Regions from separate parts of the Homo sapiens genome. Here region 1 is linked to region 2. A link is a contact called in ENCODE Hi-C or POLR2A ChIA-PET data. All regions are on one chromosome and are shown on one strand. The core of a region is the stretch at or near the end of the contact, and the rest is flanking DNA. Distances in the headings are between cores, read along the strand shown.

Region 1 (7,235 bases), core at 4,601-7,100, 84 kb before region 2:
CACACATCCAGATAGAGAAGCTGCCACCGTCTTTTTAAAATTAAACTTTTAATTTTGCCATCATCGTACATTTGAGTGCGGTTGTTAGAAATAATATAGAGAGATCCTGCGTACCCTGAATGTATGCGATGTCCCCAACAGTGACCTGCTGTGTACACACAGTGCCACGCCATGGCCGGGATGCGGACGCGGTGCCATCCCCCACCCCACTCCCTCCTCAGCTCTACCCACCCTCGCACGCCCTGTGTGCAGGTTTTGTGCAGGTTTTTTATTTTACTTTTTTTTTTTTTTTTTGAGACGGAATCTCACTCTGTTGTCCATGCTGGAGTGCAATGGTGTGATCTTGGCTCACTGCAACCTCCATCTCCCGGGTTCAAGCGATTCTCCTGCTTCAGCCTCCCAAGTAGCTGGGATTACAGGCATGTGCCACCACACCCGGCAAATTTTTGTATTTTTAGTAGAGACGGGGTTTCACCATGTTGGCCAGGCTGGTCTCGAACTCCTGACCTCAGGTGATCCACCCGCCTCAGCCTCCCACAGTGCTGGGATGACAGGCGTGAGCCGCCGCGCCCGGCCAGTTTCATGCAGTTTTATCACACGTGCAGCTCAGGCACCAGCCACCTACCTTTCTAAGAAGGGAGGCTTTTGATGCTAGAGGGCAGGAGGAATCTCAGTGGCAGGAATGTGAGGCCACAGACCACCCACCCCATGGAGGCCCCGGACGGGCGTGCGGTCACAGGGCAGCACTGACTCCAGAGGGAGGGTGAGGCGGGCAGTGGAAGAGGAGAAGGTAAGAAGTGCCCCTGCCCCAGTGCACACCCAGAGCGCCCACGTGGGAAGCACGTCTCACCTCCGTGATGATGTAAAAGTCGTCCCCAGGCTCTCCCTGGACCACAATTTTCTCTCCATCTTCAAACTGGACGGGCTCCAGCGCATCCGCCACGGTCAGACGCTCCCACTTCTCCAGGGACTCTGTCGGGGGAGGATGAGGACAGGTCATCCCGGGGCCCACGCCCCCACAGCCACAGTCCAAGACAAGGGCCACCGCTCTTCCCGAAAGGTGTCCTCAGAAGCAATCACAACACCAGCTCCGTGACCAGTAAGCTGCATAAGATGAGGCCGTGACGCTGTCCCCCAGCACCTCTGTGCCAGGGGGCCTGGGTTTTCTTGCAGTCAGTGGGTCCCAGACGCATGCAGCTCATGTGCCCTCTTCACCAGTTGCGGAGGGAGCTATTCTGACACTTATCCCTGGCTTAATGTAAATACCCAGCAGTGAAAACTGACTCCAGGTTAACTCAGTATGAAAATACTTTTGTTACTTCAAAAGAATAGAGCTGCTTACATTTTTGCAAACAATGGAGTCCCAGCTAAGCACAAAGCCTACTAAGTGGTTTAAAATAACTCAGAAGCCAGGCACAGTGGGCTCACGCCTATAAATCCCAAGACTTTGGGAGGCTGAGGCAGGAGGATCGCTTGAGGCCAGGAGTTCAAGACCAGCCAGGCCGACATAATGAGACCCCATCTCTACAAAAAATGTTTTAAATCAGCCAGGCATGCTGGTGTGTACCTGTAGTCTCAGCTACTCAGGATGCTAAGGCGGGAGGATCGCTTGAGGCCAGAGTTCAAGACCAGCCTGGGCAACACAGTGAGATCTCGTCTCTACAAAAATTAAAAAATTAGCCAGGCGTGGTGGTGTACACCTGTGGTCCCAGCTCCTCAGGAGGATGAGGCAAAAGGATCACTTGAGCGCGGGAGGTCGCGGCTGCAGTGAGCTATGATCACGTCACTGCACTCCAGCTTGGGAGACAGAGCAACACCCTGTCTCAAAAAAAAAAAAAAAAGAAAAAAGAAAAAAACAGAAAAACTGGCCGGGTGCAGTGGCTCAAGCCTGTAATCCCAGCACTTTGGGAGGCTGAGGTGGGTGGATTGCCTGAGCTCAGGAGTTCGAGACCAGCCTGGTCAACATGGCAAAACCCCATCTCTACTAAAATACAAAAAAAATAATAATAATACATGAATAACAAAATAATTCAGAATGGTAACTGCCCATCGAAAAGAAACACTGTTCATCAGGGGACTGATCAAACAACATGGAACTGCATTTATGTTGCAACATTAAGGCACAGTATACGTTCTACTATTTTAGGTCAAAATGCTTACTTCCCATGCCAAGTTTATCTTTAAATGCTTGCAAACTCAATGTTATCTTTCCGCCCTTCTCACAAGGTCTTCCCTTCCCTGTCTTTATTCATCCCTAACCCTTGGAAGGAAAAAAAATTTACTAACGTCAGATTTTATAAGAAAATAATGATCACCTGATTAACGATTTCTTTTTTGACAAAAAAAAAAAAAAAAAAACAAACGTTTCCTGGCCTATACAAATCAGATGCTACCTATGTAGGTCAGAAGCTAAAAATAAAAAGCAAAGCATTTATTTTACATCTAGGTTAGGAGGGAGATTTCTCTCCTTAAAAATCCCTGTCGGCGCCGTAGGTTGCAAAGGAAAATGCTTCCCACGAACCCCAGGGCCGGGCAGATTCTGCAGCATAGGGAAGGGGGGCGAGGACCCCACAACCAGAGCTGTTTGACCAGCTTCCTAAAAACAGGGTCCGTACCAGCTGGGCGCGGTGGCTCACGCCTGTAATCCCAGCACTTTGGGAGGCCGAGGCGGGCGGATCACGAGGTCAGGAGATCGAGACCATCCTGGCTAACACGGTGAAACGCCGTCTCTACTAAAAATACAAAAAATTAGCCGGGTGTGGTGGCGGGCGCCTGTAGTCCCAGCTACTCCGGAGGCTGAGGCAGGAGAATGGCGTGAACCCGGGAGGCGGAGCTTGCAGTGAGCCGAGATAGCACCACTGACCTCCAGCCTGGGCAACAGAGCAACACTCTGTCTCAAAAAAAAAAAAAAAAAAAAAAAGTCTGTACCAGACAGAAGCTGCTGAATAATTCAGAACCCAGGCGTGCTCCCAAGCAGGCCAACACATCAGTGCACACCTGACAATTAAATGATGCAGGTGATTTTTTAGAGCAATTATGGTTTGTGTTCAGGGTGCAGAATGAGACCAGCATATGAATTTGGAGTGTTTTCTTTACTGGTTTCCTTACAAGGACAGTAATACGAGGCATCTCATTTCAGAAGTCAGCTGCAGTTAGGAAGTTCATTTCCACATATTTGATTAGCAAATGCTTACTCTATTACATTTGAAACCTGTAGTATTCTGAGTTCTAAAAACAAAAATTATCTCCTGGCTACATTAATCTTGGATGAAAACTGACAGAAGAAACCACAGGGAGATGGCACTTTTGGCCCCATTTTTTTTTTCAAGAGACAGGGTCTCGCTCTGTCACCCAGCCTGGAGTGCAGTGGCGTGATCACGGCTCACCACAGCCTTGAACTCCTGGGCTCAAGCGATCCTCCCACCTCGGCCTCCCAAAGTGCTGGAATTACAGACATGAGCCACCACACCCGGCTAACTTTTTAAAAATTTTTTGGAGAGACAGGAACTCGCTATGTTATCGAGGCTGGTCTGGAGTTCATGGCCTCAAGTGATCCTCCCACCTCAGCCTCCCAAGTAGCTGGGACTGCAGGCATGTACCATCATGTCCAGCTAATTTTTTATTTTGCACAGATGGGATCCATCCCCATTCACCATGTAAACTGCAGAATAAACGCAGTCACGTGTCCCAAAAAGCACCTGACAAGGGCAGCCTGCAGCCACAGGACGAGACGTCGTAAGGCTGCGTGCACCTGCCCAGGGGGGAACCCATCGTCAAGCTCTGTGCTGGAATTCTGCAGACTTGCAGCTCCCATGTGGGCCATGCTGATTCTACGGGGTCTCCTGTCCTAGGGGCCGAGCCCTGCGCGTTCAGGAGAAAGCGGGGTCCCAGGAGCATCCAGGCACAAAAGCCGTTCCCAGGTTTCTGGTGTGGGGACAGAAATGCCGAAGCCCACGGCTTCAGGCTCATCCAGGGCCATCCCTCCGGCCAAGCTGCCTGCGGAGACACCGCCCCGCCAGCCACTTTTTGGAGGACTTTGTGCCGATGCTGACTGGGCAGGAAAAGGGAATCGTGCCTTGTGGTTACTCTTCTGGGAGGCCACGGAGAAGCCGGTCACATTGCTGGCTGCTGCATTAATCAGAGGAACATAAATGGGCGGACGGAGGCCACGCGGCCAGGGCGTGCGACGGCCCCTAAGAGCCCGGGACGCAGGAAGCAAGAAGCCACCTCCAGCCGGGGGGTCACCAGCCCTCGCCCGGAGCAGGGAGAGGGTCTCGCCCTTCATGGCCTGCAGCAACCGTTGTCTCGACAGCGCTGGTGAATGAAGGAGTCTGTGGGCACAGGGCTGACTATGCAGTGCCTGGTGGGCACCAGGGGCCGGACCACCCAGGTCTGGCTGAAAGGCAGCGGGACGCCCAGACGGGCGGCAGAGGCCCTGCGTTTGGGATTTTGCAGAGGGAGCAAATGTCCCCCTCTCGGCCCCTATAAAATCTGGCGGACCAACTCGTTTTGTGTTTCCAAGTATGACATTTTCAAAATGGCACTAGAATTAAAACCAGACACAAAGCCACACAGGTGATTCCATTCCCACGAAACGTCCCGAGCAGGCAAATAATCCACAGAGACCAGGAGGGTCCGGGGGCTGCCAGGGCCGGGAGGGCAGGGGGGGTGACGGCTCACAGGGACGGGGCTCTGTCTCGGGTGAGGACGGGGCTCTGGGATGGGAGCGGTGCCGACAACGTCGTGTGTAGACTCAACGGCCCTGAAATGCGCTTCCGGGAAAGGTCAAAACGGTCGGCGTGCTGTGACGTGCATTTTACCACAATGGAAAGACCCGCACGCTCCTTTCTCGACATTTCACAGAAGGATTTCAGAGAGAACAGGGGTCAAAGTCCTCCCCAAGAAGGAACACAGGCACAGCCACACTGCATACACACACGTGCACACACACAGGCGCACACACCCACTCACACATGTGCACACTCACACCCCCCACACGTGTGCACACCCACGCACACACGCACACACCCACAGTGCACACTCACACCCACTCACACACGTGCACTCACACCCACGCACACACGTGTGTGCACACCCATACACACCCACACACGCGTGCACACACCCACTCACACACGTGCCAAACACATGCGTGCACACCCATGCACACACACTTGCACACTCCCAGGTGCACACACACCCCCTCACACGTGCACACTCAAACCCCCACACTCACATGCATGCACACCCATGCGCACACACCCACACACAACCCACACGGTGCACTCACACCCTCACACACGTGCAATTCACACGCATTCTACACACATGCACACACCCATGCATGTGCACTCGCACCCATGCACACTCACGTGTACACCCATGTGCACTCACATGCACACTCATGCACACACACGCACACACACCCCCATGTGCACACTCACCCCCACACACCTGCACGGTTCTGCCTGCTCTAGCCCAAGGAGCCCCCACTGGCCCAGCTGGCGCCATCGCGTATAACTCAGGCTTCAGCAGCGTCTTTCCTGCCAGGCCGTTAAGCAGGCTCACCCGAAGGTGAAAGGGCCCTGGGCACACCTGAAACCCCAGCCTGCCGTTATCCTTCCCGGAACTGAGAGCAATGATGGCGGCGTAGAAAGGGCAGAGGCGGCTCCCAGAGAAACTGCGCTTAGAAGGGAACTAGCACAGGTCAGGGAAAGCAGCTCGACCCAGCTCACACGTGTACCGGGAGCCAACACTGGCTTTCAGCTCTACACGGACTGGTGTGGAGGGAAGGCTGGGGGCGCGGCTCTGACAGCAAAGGGAGAAGCAGACAGGAAACGCACAGGATGGCAGAGACGTTGAGAAGCAGGGCAGCCCCGCCCACGAGAGAGGAGGCAGGCTCTTGGGGTTTGCCAACAAGTGACAGTGTGTGTCATCTGTGCACGTGTCTGTGCGTGAGCATGCCTGTGTGTTGCACCCCAAACCTCCATAATACCAACAACACTCAACTGCCAGCCACGCAGGGAATGGGGAAGAGGCCGGGGTGGCCAGCAGGCGCCCAGATGTCGGGACACACAGCCGTGCAGGGGCGCAGCCACTGACCTAGGATGGAGACCTTGCTGAGGAACTCCTCGTACATCTTGCGTTTCCTCAGCGTGCTGCCCTGTTCGGGAGAAAGTAAAAAACAGACAAGAAGGTGAATCTTCATACCTGGATCATCCTGACGTTTCCAGATTTCCCCAAATGACTCTCAACTTTTAAATGAGACCCTCCAAGCATTCCAAGTCCCCAAAGCCCTCGACGACTCGGAGTCTGCGTGAGCTGCCACGGTGTCCTATGCCCCCCACCTCCCTCCTCCCGGGGGGCTTCTGGAGAAGCTCCCGGCATGGTTGCTAAGTGTCCTGGCTGGCAGCAGAGTTCCCCACCCAGCCAGGACCCGTGGTAGTTCCACACGGTGAGCGCACAGCCAGCCAGAGCCTGAACCCGGGTTTCTAGCCATGAAGGGCAGGGAGCTCATAAACACATCTGGAGAAACTGAGGCCAACACAGAGACTCAAGCACATGACGTAGAAGGGAGAGTGCGGCTGACGTCAGCTAAGACCCTGGATCCAGCCGTGCCTGAAGCTGCCTCGTTACCCATTAAAAGCCGATACTTGACTTCCCTCAACCCTGGGAAAAGCATGCTGAATCATACAATACCAACAAACACGGCCCTGTCAGCGTTATGTGAATTAGAAATTAGAATTCATTCTAGAAACTAGGATTATAAATGTGAATTAGAAAAACACACCCCTTCTTTAAGCACACACATCCCATCAAGCTGATGGGCCCTGGTGCAAACAGGAACGAGGCCCCTGCTCTAGGCAGTCAGCTCCAGCCTGGTGTGCAGAAAGCAGCCTGGGTCTCAGCCCCTCTCAACCCTCTGCCTGGGCCTTTGTACAGTGCACGAACTCCACAACTGTACAGAGCAGCCGCACGGTGGGTACGATTCAGCACTGCACATTCCAAAAACAGAGACACAGAGTCCACCCGGACAGCAGCAAGCTCGACTTTGCTAAAATTCAAATGGTATCATCCACTGACAGAGGCCACGCGTTCGAGTAGGGTGTACGCCGGGATGTGAGTCAGACCGAGAGACGACATGCTAGTGATGAGGTTTTTCCGTGACCCTAGATAAGTCCCCTGGGGTGTGGAGAAAGGAGGGAGGAGGGAACTTGCTGTGTTGAACGCCCACT
Region 2 (7,004 bases), core at 805-3,304:
ATAGAACCCAAGGGCCTCCACCTCACTCCCCAAGGCCTGGGACACACGCTCCAGGGACAGCCTTCATGGTCCTGGCACATCAGAGAGCTCCGGAACATGCGGGGCTGCTTCCCTGGGACACACGCTCCAGGGACAGCCTTCATGGTCCTGGCACATCAGAGAGCTCCGGAGCACGCGGGGCTGCTTCCTGAGGCTGCTGAGGTCCCTGGCCGAGGCGTAACTGCCCCGGGCACCCCAGGTAGGATGCGGAATCTGCTTCGCTCCAATAGCTGACACAAGGTGAGAAGGCTGCACCTACCACCACCCTGGGGCCTGCCCTGGGAGCTACTCAACTCTGCAGAGGGGCTGTGCAGGTGCCGTCCCAGGGGATAAGGACACCCCACTCCAGCCCCAGCTGGACAATTGCTGTGTGGGTCAGTGCAACAGGCCAAGGCCCCCTCTCACTGGGTCTCAGAGCTCTGTTCAGTACAGTGAGGTGGGGACAAGGTGGCCTCCTAGGGATCTTCCTGCTGACTGTGGGTGCTGGGAGGCCCGGAGCGGCCTATTCACCAACTCAGGCCCAGGGTGGAGCAGAGAATGACTCAAGGCTACCCCAGCCTCTTTCTCAGACCAAGTACTGAGTGGGGCCTGACTGCGGGGTCTGTCTGGATAGCCGGGCCAGCCTCCAAGGGGCAAGGCACCATCCAGAAGAAGTACCTTCATGGACTCCACTGCCACACAGCCAAAGGGCCACAGAAAGATGGTGATGACAATGACCACAACAGTGATGATGATGGCGGTGATGATGATGATGGTGATGATAAAGATGATGATGGCAATGGTGGTGATGAGGATGGTGGTGGTGATGGTGATGATGATAATGATGGTGATGATGACAGTGATGATGGTGATGGTGGGGATGGTGATGATGATGGTGGTGATAACGATGATGATGGCAATGGTGGTGATGAGGATGGTGGTGGTGATGGTGATGATAATGATGGTGATGATGACAGTGATGATGGTGATGGTGGGGATGGTGATGATGGTAATGGTGATGACTATGATGGTGATGATAATGATGGTGGTGATAACAGTACACACATAGATATTCTTGCTTTATATTCTCACAACAACCTCAAAGTAGGTTTTATTATCTTCATTTGACACCTGAGGAAACTGAGGCTCAGAGAATGTTATTACTTATAAATGACATCCACAACTCTCTCCTTCCAAAAGATGTTTTAAACACACCTTAAATTCTGTGGTATCTGAGTGAGATTGTGTGTGCATGACTGTGTGCATAGGCGTGCCTGGGAATAAGACCACTCCAGCCCAACACCTGTGTGATGGGAACTCCTGGTCCTGTCTCACCCCTGAGCTGTCTCCCTGCAGCTGCAGTTCACTACAGGACAGTATGGACCCCGCTCACTGGCAATGCCTAAATCACCCATTCTCAATCTTCCTTCACCATGCAGGCAGGGTAGCGGCAGGTGCAGGTGATGTGTCCTTACAGGGGAGGGAGCACAGGCTTAGGTGCCCAAGAACTCGAGCTCAAACCCTAGCTCTGCTCCTGAGGAGTTGTGGGGCCTTGGACAAGGACAGGGAAGGAAACTGAGGCTGTGAGGTTGACACTATGCCTCTCACAGATCCTGTGCAAAGGCCCAGGGAAACCCTTCGATCAAGGCCAACTAGCAATACCACCATCCTAGAAGGACAGGCAGGCGGTCTGGGGGAGTTGCAGCCTCCCTCACAACCACGTTGCACTATCTTCCTTTAAATCAAAGGTCTTAAACATAATTTCTACCCTTCTCCAAGCTTACGTATCTCTCGCACAACCTTATGTATCTCCCACACTGTTACGGATCGACAAGAGCAAAGTCACACAGCCTGTGATGATGGGGATATCTGTCTTGAACCTGAACTTGTACGGAGGGGTCATTAGGCCAGCAGGTGTGCAAACCCTGCAGGTGGATGCATCTGCAAAGGATTCTCTGCCGCACTCTTCCTAAGCGGGGAAGCAGAGAGAAGAAGAGCAGGCAGCCTCAAAGTCAGGGGTGTGCCAGACGCCCTGTAAACTTGGAAGGAATTTGGCTTTGCTCGCCAAACCACAGCTGAGCAGAGGCAAAGCTATGAAGCTCAGCTTCTAGTAAACTGGAAAAAGCAAACTATCTGGATGCTGCACAGGGGAGACATCACGTGAAAGGTCCAGAGACAATCCCTCCCCTGCCCACTCCCTCTGGAACCGGTTTCCTGAGCCATCAGCCTGTTTCTTTAGAGACCGTGGCCAGAAAAAGGAGCCCACTGGGGCTTCGATATGGAAAGTGAGTTTTCCTGTGTGCAAAACAAAAGAGCTGAAACCGACACACACACCCTGTGCAAAAGCTTCCTTTTCAAGCCAGCCTTACAAAGAGGAGTTTTTAAGCCAACCATCTGCTTCCTCTGTTTCTTGTCCGCGTAGCTCTCGGATCCAGAGGGGTCAGAGATGGAGGGCGCATGTCGTTCTGATTCTCAGGGCCAAGGGCACAGGACCCAGCACTGGACATAAACAGCTGGGATGGCCCAGAGATATCATTTGACTCAGCTCACACTCAGGGTCCAGGCTGGCCCTAAAATAAGAGCTTTACTGAACCTACCTAGAGCCTGGGAGCTGGGGAGGAGCCCAGAAAGGATTTGAGGAGTTTAGCTGAAACGCAGTTGCCACCAAGAGGGCACAGAAAGGAATGGGAGGCTCTGAGTTCGGTCAGGCTGGAAGGGAAGCACAATCTGTGGTTCCTCAAAAAGCTAAACATGGAACTACCATATGACCCGGCAATTCCATCCATCAGCATCTGCCCAGGAGACTCAAACAGACACCTGCACACCCATGTTCACAGCAGCACTAATCACAATAACCAAAAGGTGGAAACAACCCAAGTGTCCATCAGCAGACAAATGGATACACAAATGGGGTGTGGCCGTGGAGTGGAATATTACTCGGCCCTGAAAAAGGAAGAGAGCATTGATACATGCTATGCTGTGGATGCACCTTGAAAACACTGTGCTCAGTGAAAGAGCCCATCACGAAAGGTCATATATCATGGTTCATTTAAGTCCCATAATGACTTACATGAAATATTTAGAATAGGCAAGCTCATAGAAAGAGAAAGTAAATTGGGGCTATCAGGGGCCCAGGAGGGGGTGATAGGACTGACTGCTGAATAAGTGTGGGGCTTCCATTTGGAATGATGAAAATTTTGGAAACAAAGAGTGGTGATGGCAGCACACCATTGTGAATGTAACTAATGCCACTGAATTAAACACTTAAAAATGGCTAAAATGGGCTGGGTGCAGTGGCTCACACCTGTAATCCCAGCACTTTGGGAGGCTGAGGTGGGTGGATCACCTGAGGTCAGGAGTTCAAGACCAGCCTGGCCAACATGCTGAAACCCCATCTCTACTAAAAATACAAAAATTAGCCAGGTGTGGTGGCGCACACCTGTAATCTCAGCTACTCGGGAGGCTGAGGCAGGAGAATCACTTGAACCCAGGAGACGGAGGTTGCAGTGAGCCGAGATAGCGCCACTGCACTCCAGCCTGGGTGACAGAGTGAGACTCCATCTCAAAAAAAAAGAAAAGGTTAAAATTGCAAACTTTATGTGATATATATTTGCCACAATGAAAACAAGAGCGAGAGAGAAGGCTGGTGGGCAGGTCCACGTGCCATATTTTTTTTTTTTTTTTGAGACGGAGTCTTGCTCTGTCGCCCAGGCTGGAGTGCAGTGGCACGATCTCAGCTCACTGCAAGCTCCGCCTCCCAGGTTCACGCCATTCTCCTGCCTCAGCCTCCTTAGCAGCTGGGACTACAGGCTCCTGCCACCACGCCCAGCTGATTTTTTTTTGTATTTTTAGTAGAGACTGGGTTTCACTGTGTTAGCCAGGATGGTCTCAATCTCCTGACCTCGTGATCCACCCGCCTCGGCCTCCCAAAGTGCTGGAATTATGGACGTGAGCCACCGCGCCCAGCCCCACGTGCCATTTTTTTAGGGTTTGGATGTAAACATTGCACATGCAGGGAGGACAGATGTTGGAAATGAGATGGAGCTACAAGTTCATGAAACCCCACTTCATATTCCTCCTCCCTAGGCACCCAGGGAATGACTGCCCAGCATCCCTGCAACCACGCCAGGCCAGGGGACCAGTCCATGGCCCATGCTCACCTGTGACATGTGACAATTCTGGGCTGAGGTGGTGACAAGCCTGTGCCTCCATGAACATGGAAGCCCGTGTTGATAGCTGAGCCCAAGAGCTAGGCGGCCTGGGCCTCTGAGCTCCCCCATGCCACAGCGTCCAGCAGAGGGGCTCAGGACCGAGGACGGCCTCTGAGCTCCCCGACGCCACAGCATCCAGCAGAGGGGCTCAGGACCGAGGACGGCCTCCGAGCTCCCCCATGCCACAGCATCCAGCAGAGGGGCTCAGGACCGAGGACGGCCTCCGAGCTCCCCCACGCCACAGCATCCAGCAGAGGGACTCAGGACCCAGGACGGCCTCCGAGCTCCCCCACGCCACAGCATCCAGCAGAGGGACTCAGGACCGAGGACGGCCCCCGAGCTCCCCCACGCCACGGCATCCGGCAGAGGGGCTCAGGACCGAAGACGGCCTCCGAGCTCTCCCACGCCGTGGCATCCGGCAGCGGGGCTCCGGACCGAGGACAGCCTCCGAGCTCCCCCATGCCACGGCGTCAGGCAGAGGGGCTCAGGACCGAGGACACGGCATCAGCCCCAGATACCGGAGATGATCGTGGCTGCAGCACATCCCAGCCCATCTTCAGCCAGAGCTTTCCCGACCTCGGCGCTCTCAGTGACCCCAGGCTCATCAGCCAGAAGATGGGGACACAGATTTCGCGTGAGTGGTTCTGTCTGACAAATGGGTCAAGAGCTGAAGCGACCGTCCACCTCCTTCTTCCTCAGGTTGAGGACTTGAGGGTTTCTAAAGGGCCCTGAACACCACCCACCCTCCCCAACCCACCGCTTCTCCGTCCCTCCGTTGCCTTCATCGAGCTCCGCAGAATTCAGATTCTGAAGGTGGGCGTGGATGTCATTTGGCCAGAGCCGGGCTTTTGATAAGCTCTAAGCTCACGGGCTGCCTCTGGAGGGAACAGCTCAGGGGGCTCCCCACGCCCAAACATTTGCCTCTCACTGTGGCTACTTCAAGAGGAACGAGCCATGCAGAGGGACGGGTGAGTTCCAAGAAGCACCAGAACCCCTGGGAACTCCAAGCACATATCTGGGTGTTTGGGTGGGGTTTTGGGGGATTTTTTGTTTCTGCTTTTGTTTTCAGACAGGATCTCGCTCTGTTGCCCAGGCTAGAGTGTAGCGACACAATCTCGGCTCACTGTAGCCTTGAACTCCTGAGCTCGAGCACTCCTCCCACCTCAGCCTCCAGAGTAACTGGGATTATAGGCGTGTACCACCAGGCCCGGGTAATTTTTTTAAGAGATGGGGTCTCACTATGTTGCCCAGGTTAAGACACATATTTGAATCCCAGGAGGACATTGAGATCTCCATTTTCCTGGCTACCCTCCAAGTGATGCCTTGTTCCCTGTGGCCCCAGCACCCCCACAGGCAGCAGGTTCCTGCTGAAATGAACAAAGCTGTCCTACCATGTGTTCACCAGCTCTCCCCTGCCCCAGCCATGCCTGGAACGGGCCCCAGGCCCTTTGCTGCAGCTGTGCCATGCCTGGAACAGCCGTGCTGGCTCTCACCTTTCTGCCCATCCTGAATGAAGCCATCCCACTCTATGACGTGCAGGCCTCTCTCAATGTCCTTCACCACACACCATCTCTAAAAATGTATGTGCTTCATGACTGTGTGCTGCCTGCTCCCCGGAAGAGCCAGCCCCATGAGGACAGCACCCGTTCCCTACCCCCACTGTGTTCCCAGAACCCTGCACGGAGCCTGGCACACAATGAATCCTCTGGAAGTATTTGTCGTCTTAAATTCTGTGGAACCGAATTTGTTTTTTTTTTTAAGATGGAGTCTCGCTCTGTCGCCCAGGCTGGAGTGCAGTGGCATGATCTCGGCTCATTGCAATCTCCGCCACCCGGGTTCAAGCAATTCTCCCGCCTCAGTCTCCTGAGTAGCTGGGATTACAGGCATGCGCAACTGTGCTCAGCCTAATTTTTGTATTTTTAGTAGAGATGGGGATTCACCATATTGGCCAGGCTGGTCTTGAACTCCTGGCCTCAAGTGATCTGCCCACCTCAGCCTCCCAGAGTGTTGGGATTACAGGCATGAGCCACCGCACCCGGCCTTGTTGAACCAATTTTGAATTCAGGTGCAAAGCTGTGCTCCACCCACCGCACTGTTCCCACATGTGGGAATATTTGAGCCAGAAAAAGAAAACGTTGGATGGTCTTCATTACTGTTGCTAGAAATAAAAATAATAGCCAGGCGCGATGGCTCATGTCTATAATCCTAGCACTTTGGGGGGCTGAGGCAGGAGGATCACTTGAGGTCAGGAGTTCGAGACCAGCCTGGCCAACATGGTGAAACCCCATCTCTACTAAATATACAAAAATTAGCTGGGTGTGGTGGCACATGCCTATAATCCCAGCTACTTGGAAGGCTGAGGCAGGGGAATCGCTTGAACCCGGAGGCGGACATTGCAGTGAGCCAAGATTGCAAGACTGCACTCCCGCCTGGGCAAGAAGAGTGAAACTCCATCTCAAAAAAAGAAAAAATAATTTTTTTTTAATTAGCCAGGCATGGTGGTGCACACCTGCAGTCCCAGTTATTCAGGAAGTTGAGGTAGGAGAATCACTTGAGCACGGAAGGCCGAGGCTGCAGTGAGCTATGATGGTGCCACTGCACTCCAGCCTGGGTGAGAGAGTAAGGCCTTGTCTTTAAAAAAAAAAAAAAAAAAAAAAAAAAAAAAAAACACACACACACAGAATGGACAGCTGGTCTGTGTGGCCAGCAGCTGTGGACCAGGGACCTCCCGCTTCAGGGCTGACTCTGTCTGCAAAGAGGGAGCTGCAGAGGCTC

Evidence for each region. Hi-C counts contacts between places; a loop is a spot of excess contacts on that map. ChIA-PET counts read pairs that join two places held with the same protein, here RNA polymerase II (POLR2A). Pooled maps may share reads with other maps.
Region 1: a loop to region 2 is called in a map of naive thymus-derived CD4-positive, alpha-beta T cell, with 6 times the contacts of the local background. The contact joins two enhancer-like sites. A Hi-C loop is called at or near these places in 2 of 168 maps with a recorded cell type or tissue (naive thymus-derived CD4-positive, alpha-beta T cell and posterior vena cava) and 4 of 50 pooled maps. POLR2A ChIA-PET finds 5 or more read pairs at or near these places in 8 of 52 experiments (BJ, H1, HEK293 and 4 more).

What each region holds. Positions count from the first base shown.
Region 1 is chr7:578,406-585,640 of GRCh38, forward strand. PRKAR1B (protein kinase cAMP-dependent type I regulatory subunit beta) reads right to left here. Exons shown (of 11, transcript NM_001164760.2): 8 at 6,103-6,163; 9 at 851-972. Among named protein-coding and RNA genes, the nearest start is that of PRKAR1B-AS2, 20 kb to the left of the region's middle. Within about 2 kb of position 5,851, at least 5 of the 41 ENCODE cell types and tissues checked have a DNase peak (open chromatin) inside an H3K27ac peak, as active enhancers do.
Region 2 is chr7:666,182-673,185 of GRCh38, forward strand. The region is part of intron 4 of PRKAR1B (protein kinase cAMP-dependent type I regulatory subunit beta); the gene reads right to left. Among named protein-coding and RNA genes, the nearest start is that of DNAAF5, 57 kb to the right of the region's middle. Within about 2 kb of position 2,055, at least 9 of the 41 ENCODE cell types and tissues checked have a DNase peak (open chromatin) inside an H3K27ac peak, as active enhancers do.